Regions from separate parts of the Homo sapiens genome. Here all the other regions are linked to region 1. A link is a contact called in ENCODE Hi-C or POLR2A ChIA-PET data. All regions are on one chromosome and are shown on one strand. The core of a region is the stretch at or near the end of the contact, and the rest is flanking DNA. Distances in the headings are between cores, read along the strand shown.

Evidence for each region. A loop is a pair of places that touch in the nucleus more often than their neighbours do. ChIA-PET counts read pairs that join two places held with the same protein, here RNA polymerase II (POLR2A). Pooled maps may share reads with other maps.
Region 2: a pooled map shows a loop between it and region 1 (5-fold over the local background). The contact joins the promoter of SLK here to the enhancer-like site in region 1. A Hi-C loop is called at or near these places in 2 of 168 maps with a recorded cell type or tissue (B cell and naive thymus-derived CD4-positive, alpha-beta T cell) and 7 of 50 pooled maps. POLR2A ChIA-PET finds 5 or more read pairs at or near these places in 3 of 52 experiments (B cell, activated CD4-positive, alpha-beta T cell and activated naive CD4-positive, alpha-beta T cell).
Region 3: a loop to region 1 is called in a map of naive thymus-derived CD4-positive, alpha-beta T cell, with 21 times the contacts of the local background. The contact joins the promoter of SFR1 here to the enhancer-like site in region 1. A Hi-C loop is called at or near these places in 2 of 168 maps with a recorded cell type or tissue (both naive thymus-derived CD4-positive, alpha-beta T cell), 1 of 37 single-sample maps with no recorded cell type and 11 of 50 pooled maps. POLR2A ChIA-PET finds 5 or more read pairs at or near these places in 1 of 52 experiments (naive thymus-derived CD4-positive, alpha-beta T cell).

The regions. Positions count from the first base shown.
Region 1 is chr10:110,212,944-110,215,823 of GRCh38, reverse strand. All of the region lies in intron 1 of MXI1 (MAX interactor 1, dimerization protein), which reads right to left. It overlaps LOC105378480 (a long non-coding RNA gene), which reads left to right. Exons shown (of 2, transcript XR_946315.4): 2 at 1-2,880. Among named protein-coding and RNA genes, the nearest start is that of MXI1, 6.8 kb to the right of the region's middle. RefSeq lists a silencer at 1,180-1,229. Within about 2 kb of position 1,388, at least 4 of the 41 ENCODE cell types and tissues checked have a DNase peak (open chromatin) inside an H3K27ac peak, as active enhancers do.
Region 2 is chr10:103,965,672-103,968,551 of GRCh38, reverse strand. SLK (STE20 like kinase) reads right to left here and starts at 1,412. Exons shown (of 19, transcript NM_014720.4): 1 at 657-1,412. The coding sequence starts at 806. LOC102724351 (a long non-coding RNA gene) reads left to right here and starts at 1,507. Exons shown (of 5, transcript XR_007062282.1): 1 at 1,507-2,771. RefSeq lists silencers at 891-990, 1,001-1,050, 1,091-1,550.
Region 3 is chr10:104,120,690-104,123,569 of GRCh38, reverse strand. SFR1 (SWI5 dependent homologous recombination repair protein 1) reads right to left here and starts at 1,399. Exons shown (of 4, transcript NM_001002759.2): 1 at 1,374-1,399; 2 at 484-605. The coding sequence starts at 1,386. RefSeq lists a silencer at 1,404-1,633 and enhancers at 1,874-1,923, 1,318-1,981, 2,554-2,653, 2,137-2,880.

The sequences.
Region 1 (2,880 bases), core at 139-2,638:
GACTTGAATTCCTCCTCCTCAGTCAAGGCTTGGGATAGCCACCTCATCACTGCCACCACCTTCTAGCTCCTCCCTCCTCCCAGCCCCCAAATGTAAAAGATAGTATTTTTCTAAGTATGGCAAATTGAAATTAGCTTCATTTTGAAAGACTATTGAGAATGTTGCAATGACCTTTGCAATAACCGGACACACCCTGGGATCAGTAAACCAGGTTTGAAAATTGCTGACTTTATGAGCACTGGACCTGTGAAACAAATGCCCAGGTTGGGACTCTACCTGGAACCCATTCTCGTATCAGGTAGGAGGGAACACAGCCCAGAAGGACCTGGTTCTGCCTCTGCTGTGTCATCTTGGGCAAGCCAGTGTCCCTCTCTGGGTCTCAGACTCCATGACTGTACAGATGATGGATGCTCTGTGACCTCTGGGGCTCCTTCTGGCCCTGATGCTCTGTGCTAATACCTGCCTCCTTTAAAAACAAAACCTGGACCCAGTGTGGTGGCTCACGCCTGTAATCCTAGCACTTTGGGAGGTCAAGGTGGGCAGATCACAAGGTCAGGAGTTCAAGACCAGCCTAGCCAGCATGGTGAAAACCTGTCTCTACTAAAAATACAAAAATTAGCCAGGCGTGGTGGCAACCACCTGTAGTCCCAGCTACTTGGGAGGCTGAGGCAGGAGAATCACTTGAACCCAGGAGGTGGAGGTTGCAGTGAGCTGAGATTGTGCCAATGCACTCCAGCCTGGGCAACAGAGTGAGACTCCATCTCAAAAAAAAAAAAAAAACAAAAAAAAAAACTGAAGTGGAGCAGAAAGAAAAATGGGAAGGGAGAAGAATGGTTCAGGAGGCCATATTACTATAAAGCTCCCCCATTTCTGCCTGCTGAAAATTGCTTTCCTCATTCTGCAGGAAGACTCCCATTTCTTGCTGGGTTGTTACTTTTTTATTTCTTTTTCTTTCTCTCCTTTAAAAAAAAAAAAAAAAACTCAAAAGCCACAAAACCACAATTCATCTCCCCAAAACAGGACATTTGGAAGCCAGAGCTGTCGGGGGTTAGGTGTGTCAGGCCTGACATACTGGTGGTATCTAAGTGAAGACCAAGCCAGGGCAAGCATGTGCTTCTCCTCCAGAAACCCAGTTTAAATCAATATTTATCCAACTGTATTTATAGAAAGTGGTGGTGGTAGGGAGGAGGGGGTGGGGTAGGGAGGCAGGGGGATCTAAAACAGAACAAGCCACAATGACTGATGCAAATCTTTGTGGCCAATTCGCTTCTGCAGGGCTGGGTTTTTTTTTCAAAAGGCAAAAGACCCGGCTTTTGATGAACCTGCTGTTGGCCCCAGTACCATAGCAACAGCCCCAAGTCCTCTAATATGCCCAGAGGACAGACTTGGGAAAGGCAGCAGGAGGGGGGTGGTGTTTCCTAGGAGCCCTAAACTTGAGTTAAGGCCAGGAGAGTTGAACAACTCTGAAAGACAAAAAAAGAAAAAAAGCCTCTCTGGTTGGCTCTTCTGACTCCAGCCTCACTTCGAAACCTTTTCTAAGCAAGGTGTGTGCAGGAAGACCTTGGACAATAAACAAGGTGTTTCAAATACCAGCTCTGCTTCAGGTTCCTGGGTGACCTTGAGTAAGTCATTTCACTTCTCTGGACTTCATTCCTTGGCTGTGAAATGAGTACATGTGTATATGGTTAAGAGCACAGGCTCTGGAATCAGAGGCCTAAGTTCAAAACTCAGCTCCGCGACTTACTAGCTATATATCCTTTGGGCAAATTACCTGGCATCCCTGCTCCTCAGTTCCCTCCTCCGTAAAAGAGGGTAATAAAATTGCATCCATCAGAAGGTTGTTGTGAAGATCAGGGGAGATAATGAATGCATAGCCCCATACTTGGAATATAGTCAGTGTTCAATAAATTGTAGCCATTATTGATATTATGCCATACAATTAGTTGCTGCTGCTGCACGCCAGCACCCTCTTCATTTTCCTCAGTTTCACCTCTAGACTTTTGCCCAGGCATCTCCAGATGAATCCCCATTTCTGGATGTGTCAGTGGGAGACTGTTTCCATCAGAGATGAGAGATGGATGAGCAGCTACTGTTTTGCCTTGGTAGCTAATGGAGCCTCCTTTTTGCTCCCAAACCAGGAATGGCTCAATTCAACTTCTCTAACTTCCAAGGCCCTGTCCCCTTTCCCTGGATCTCCTTTCCAGGACACACAGTCCTTGGGAGCTCCGTGATTCTGAAAGCCGTAACAATATCCTCAAAAAAGCCTTCTTCTGGTATTTACCAGTCAGCAGAGATCATATTTAAAACTGGAAAAAATAAGTTGAATCTGGGGAACATAATTTGGGATGCAGAGGAAATAGGGCCTGATTTAAGAATGCTCTTCACATAACTCCACTAAAGACAAATACCCTACTCCACCCCCACCATACTTCAACCTACAGAGTTTTCAGAAAGAAGCATCTGCACATAGTAGACATTCAATGTACATTTGAAGAATGTATGAATTCATAAGATTGCTGCCATGCAAAAACGTGACCAGCTTGAACATTAGTTGCCATCAAAGCCCTCGATTTCAGCAGAAGTCACTCTAGTCTCCTTCTTTCTTATTTGTTTCTCAGGGTCACAGCTGTTCACAGGATGCAGTCTCAGCTCTTCAGGTCTGAACTATCATCTTCTTGCAGGGATTGGTCTCACCACCCAAGGGAGTTGGAGATCAGTATTTCTGACTCGTCTCCAAATCTTCGGAAAGGCTGTCACGTGTCCCCTGGCCTCCAAACCTGATCCTCGTGCCATAGCTAGCAGTAAATGACAAATCTAACCAATCAAAACATTTATATTAAGGATCTACTACTGTATGCCCAGTGGTGTGCTATATGCAAT
Region 2 (2,880 bases), core at 163-2,662, 6.2 Mb after region 1:
GAAATAAATACATGCGTGTGTGTTTTTAACTGCTTAAGCGCTGATACTGACTTCTAGTCAATGCTTACCATAAATATATTTAAAACTAGTACCACATGAAGGTTTTTTGGAAATTTTGTCAGAAATTCCATTCTATTTTATAGTATGCTGTCAAGCAACTAACTCAAGAAGAGACTGCAAGTAGCAATCACTTTGATCCCAACTAGTTCTGTATTAGCTCTAGATACAACCAAATATATATACTGGACCCTAAAAACAGAACTGTTGGAGTACAAGCATGCACGCGAATGCAGTCAGTAGACAAATCCACTGCAAAGTGCAATGAGTTTCTCATTCTAAAATACTTGAAGGGCACAACCAGACCCCTCCTATAAATTAAAGAACACTCTCATTTCCTTTGAAGTTTGAAAGAGTAGACTTTATAACCCTGTCTCCTTTTCCAATCGCTCTTTAAACTCCATCCAGGCCCCATTTTGTTCCACCGTAAACCCGACTTCTTAGCTACTCCTTGGATGATCAGCCAAGTAAAGTTGCATCGAACCGTAACAGTCAAAAGAAGGACAGGATAAGGACCAGGGGAGCAGAAGTCCTCCCGCCACTCCAGGCCAGTGGCTGTTTTACCTTCGCAGTACAACTTCCCGTTTTCCCCCTCTTACCTTGTACACTTTCCCAAAGGCTCCGTCGCCCAGTTCTCCTATAATCTCCCAAAAGTCTTCGGGGTTCAGGTCCCTCTTCACGTGTTCGTACTGCTTCTTCTTCTTCTCGCTCCCCAACTTGAAGATCTTACGGAAATTGAAGAAGGACATTTTTCCTCCCAACACAGAGTTCCTTGCACTTAAGGACTAAAAACAATAAAAGGCAAAGTTTCTCTTCCCTGCTCTCCCGCGCGAGCCCGGCTGGCGGCGGCGGGCGCGGCGTCCCTCGGCCCCCGCAGCTCCGGCCGGGCGGTCCCGGGAGAAGGCGGGGCGGCGACCCGGGCTCCGGCCCGCGGTGGGGGTGCTGCGCGAGCGGCCCCTCCGCCGAGCCCGGCCCGCGAGCCGCGCGGTGGGCGCCTCGCCTCCGGCCCACCCTCCGGGAGCGGCACCTGCCCGCAAGCTCGCTCCCACCCGGCCTGATCCGACGGGTCCGAGCGGTCAGGACTCCCGCGGCGGCGGCTTAGGCCCGTGTCACGGCGAGTCTCCAGGGGCGGCGGCCACTCTGGGAGAGAGAAGCGGCCGGCGGCCTCGGAGGCGGGCAGTCGAGAAGCCGAGCCCTCCCGCCTCGGGCCGCGAGCCTAGGGTCTCCTCCGCCGCCGTCCGCTCCCGCGGCGCAAGGCCCGCGCGTCCCCTCGGGTCTGGGGCGCCGCCGCCGCCGCCTGTCTCCCTCCCCAGCCCACACAGCCTCGGCCTGGAGCGCGCGCCGACGCCGACTCCGTAGCGCGCCCGCGCGCTTTCCCGGCTGCGCGCCCGCCCGGTCACGCGCCCTGCTCACCGCGCGCTCGCGTGGGGGCGTCCCCTCTGGCCCCGCGCACGCGCGCTACGTCCCTCAGACTGGCTGCCCCCGAGGGTTCGCGTGAGCGGAGCACGGGGCTCGGGGTGCGGGGGGCTGGTGTGATGGACGCATTTGTTCTTCGGTCCCTGACGATTGTTTCTCATTTGCCCTCCAAGCCCCAAATCCTGTCAGTCCACGGCCTTGATGGAGCGGCCCCCGTGGGACGACCCTGTTGATTGTGCTAGCGGATGTTGTCTCCATTCTGGATCTGGGAAAAACTGTGGAGTGAAAGCCGGACCTGTTAGGGTTGGGACCTGAAAGCGGACTTTTTCGCTCTCAGACGGGCCCCAGGTACAGTGAGAGGGGAGTTTGTGTGGTGGTTGTGAGCTTGAGCTTTGGAGAGAGAGATCTGTGACCTTGGGCAGGTGACCTCTCCGAGCCTCGGTTTCCTCGCCGTAAAATGAAGATCCTAATAGTCCCTACCAGAAGGTTGTGAATGAGACAATAGATGGAAGCCCTTTGCGCGGCCCCTGCACCCGTAAACGCTCAATCTTAGTTCTTACTCTTGTTGTTTTAAGTGTGCAGGCAAGATAGACACAGATACATAAAAACTGTTTAAGACCACTTCTCTTTTTTTTCTTTCTTTCTTTTTTTTTTTTTTTTTTTTTTTTTGAGACGGAGTCTCGATCTGTCGCCCAGGCTGGAGTGCAGTGGCGCGAACTAGGCTCACCGCAAGCTCCGCCTCCCGGCTTCACGCTATTCTCCTGCCTCAGCCTCCCGAGTAGCTGGGACTACAGGCGCCCGCCACCACGCCCCGCTAATTTTTTTGTATTTTTAGTAGAGACGGGGTTTCACCGTGTTAGCCAGGATGGTCTCGATCTCCTGACCTCGTGATCCGCCCGCCTCGGCCTCCCAAAGTACTGGCGTGAGCCACCGCGCCGGGCCCCCACTTCTCAACTGATGACTGCGACACTCCCTTGAGGGTAAAACTAACTTCTGGCCACCTCCACAACTGTAAACCTGGTGTCACTCTTGGTGACTCCACCTCAGCTAAGGCCCCCACTTCCTGATCTGCCTCCAGCCCCCTTGGGCAGCACTCCCTGGTGGGGCAGTGTGGACGTTGGCTGGAATCCGTCAGGTGGTGACCTACCTTCCCCTCCTCCACCAGACGGGAGCTCTTTCAGGCCAGTGGTTTGTTGTTCATCAAGATATCCAAGTACCCGGCAACATTCCTGGCATATAATAGGAAGGCAGATCTGGTGAATGAATGAATGAATGGCGGTATCTGGAGCAGAGACAATGTATGTATATATTGCTATTTATATAATGTCTGCCCCCCCAGTCATTTTGCCCTTCAGCCCCAAAATGGCATAGCAAAACCCCCCTTCCAGTAAGACGCTTAAGATGATT
Region 3 (2,880 bases), core at 150-2,649, 6.1 Mb after region 1:
AATGACTTTAATTTCTGGAAGCTCCATTTGTTTTATTTCCTTTTTACTTCAGCAAGATCAACACCTTTCCAAAAGTGTTGAGAAGTTTATCCCAGTAATCAAGGAACATTTGTTCAGTAACAAGCACATGCCTGATAGTACTCCAGGTGCTTCAGAATTACAGAGTAAGGAAAAGACCTAGACTCTGCCACTAAAGACCTTCATAATAATATTGCACAGATGCAAACTTTCTCCATCTGGAGTATTGTAATAACCTAATCTGAAACTAACTGAAATGAATTCATTCAAGAGGAAAATATGGAAGGGGGCTGGTGGGTGTCATATATGTCACCTTAGAAGAAAAACAAAATTATTTAATAAAATGTCTACTTATTTATGCTACACATTATGTTAATTAACAACCTTCCGTAGAATTTAAACCACCACTGCCACAATACTTAGAAACACATAATGGATCCACTGGAAGAACAAAGATTTTCATACTTGTTTTCGGGAACTATTTGTATAGGGAGATGATGGATTCGCAGAGGCCTGAGGAGTGCTAGGTAAAACCACAGCTGAGTCTGACGGACTTTCCATCTTGAAAGTGAAATCTTGGTTTTTCTCTAAAAAAGAAAAATTATAAAATAATCGAATTAACCACACCTCTCTATAGTCGACTTTTATCAAATAATATATTGTATTGGTGTACAAAGCATCCACAAGTAAGCCAGATATTTCTTCTAATTTCACTTTGTAATTCATTCTTGCTCTTTTTGCAGTTTTCCATTTACCTTCCCACATAGGGACCACTAAGTTTTTCATGATACATCAACCAGCTAGTATCTCATAGTCACAAGACTCTCCTTGTTTTCGTTTCATCCACCAAAATATATTCAAATTCTGCCTTGGAAGTAGGGAAGAATAACAGCTTTAGATAATCAGGAATTCTTTATTATGACAGCTTCATAATTCAAGAAGCTATAGCCGAAACCTTGACTCAAAAACAATAGGACCTGAATGTCACCCATCCTGAACTCTACAAGCTGTGACTAGAACCCGTTACCCTGCCGGCCCGAGGCATAAGAAACACAGCGGAGACGCATTTAAGCCCGTCTGTAGCCTTTTAGTTTAAGCGGCCAACAGGGACTGAAAAGGAGAGTGGACTGAAATTGCTTCCTCCGACAAAGGCATTAACTTTTGAGGGGTAAACTAGGGGCGGGAGTCGTCCCCTCCTTCCCCCCGTTGCAGAAAGCCCACTAGTTCCCCGGAGACCCCAGGCATAAGGTGAGGTTGAGTTCCCCAGACCCGGAAAGGGAGCTCAACTCGACTCCACAGCCGACTCCCGGGGAAGCCCAGGTGTCAGGGATCCCCCCTTCCCCTCAGCAGGGTACCTCCCTCCGCCATTCCCAGCGAGAGCAAAAAAGCGCGCGCACCTGCGGCCGTAAATCGATCCTGTGGCAGGGGCGGGGCCGTGCGGTAGGCGGAAAAGATGCGCAATTGGCCAGATTGCCTGACGCGCGAGGCGCCGCTTCACTCAGCGACTCAGAGCGGTGGGACTGCGCGCGCGCCTCCGCCAGCGGGTGGTTGGGGCGGGGCTTGGCCCACACGATGGGAGGCCCAGACGCATGATTGGCAGAATTAACCGGTGCGCGCGGCTCTCCCCGCCCAGCGCCCGAGAGCAGCGTGAGTGCGCGCGCGCGCGGCCGCGATCCGCAGCAGGTCTTCGGGGCGGGCGAGGCTGAGCTTCGGAATGTTAAACCAATCCTGAGGGGGGCGCGCTTCCGTTCGCGGCTTCTGTTGCCTTATTTTCAACCGCCTTCCCTTCAGGCTTCCTTGTTTTTGTGCGTCTGTGAAGTGCGCCTGAAAGTGCCTCTCCCCACCCCCGCCAGCCCGCCGCCTCCATTCTCTGGCTCCAGTCAGTCTCCTCTCCCTGCTAGTCACAGTGAAGGCTTTACTCAGACGTGGGGCGGCCAGAAGCCGCACGGCTGGCTGCATGTTAGATTTACAGCTTGTGGACTCCCCAGAGGCAGAGACCACAAAAGAACAGCGTTGGTTGGGTTCCAGCCTATTCCAGCGTGGTGGTTCCAGAGACCACAAAAGAACAGCGTTGGGTTCCAGCGTTGGGGTCCACATTTCAAACATGTTAGAAATCTATCCGAGAGTCCCGGCACTTTAGCTGAGCTCATCGCTAGCTTTTTTGGCTGCCGCAAACTCGGCGGTCCCGTCGCGAGGTTTTTTGTTGTTGTTGTAAACAAAAAACCGTTTCTGTACCTCAGTATGCAGGCTCCTTAGCGTGACCTCAAATCTTTTACTCAAATCTGAGGGAAAATGTAGCCCAAGGAAATTTGTTGTGGCGCAACACAGGAAGCAGAACAATCACTACATGAGATTGTGTCGGTCCAAAATTCACGTTTGAGACCGACAGGGCCCTTGCTGGCTACCGGGCAGCAGCATCCTCAGTCGAGAAAATCCCCCCCCCGCGCCCCGCTTCCAGTATGGCGAGGTTCTGTTGCTACGCGACGACAAAGTTAGCTACATTGGGTGGAGCACTGGGTTTAGTGAAAGAGTTGAGTAACTTCTGAGTCACGTGGAAGTTGGGAATTTCCAGGGGCCAGTGTTTTCAGTCCTCTTATTGAATGGCCATTTTAAACATTGATATCGTCTCTTTACTATTAATAACATCTGACAGTAGTGGCTTAGAAGTGGCCAAAAGGGAGTTACCTGAGTCTTAAGCAGTCAGGTATAATAATTACAGAACCTGAGGACTACCTAAGGGAATGATTAGGGGCGTACACGTTACAGTCAAATTGTCTAGGTTCAAATCCTGGCACCATACTTTATGTGCTTCTTAATGAGGTGATTCTGTGCCTCAGTTTCTTCACCTCTTAATATGGGATT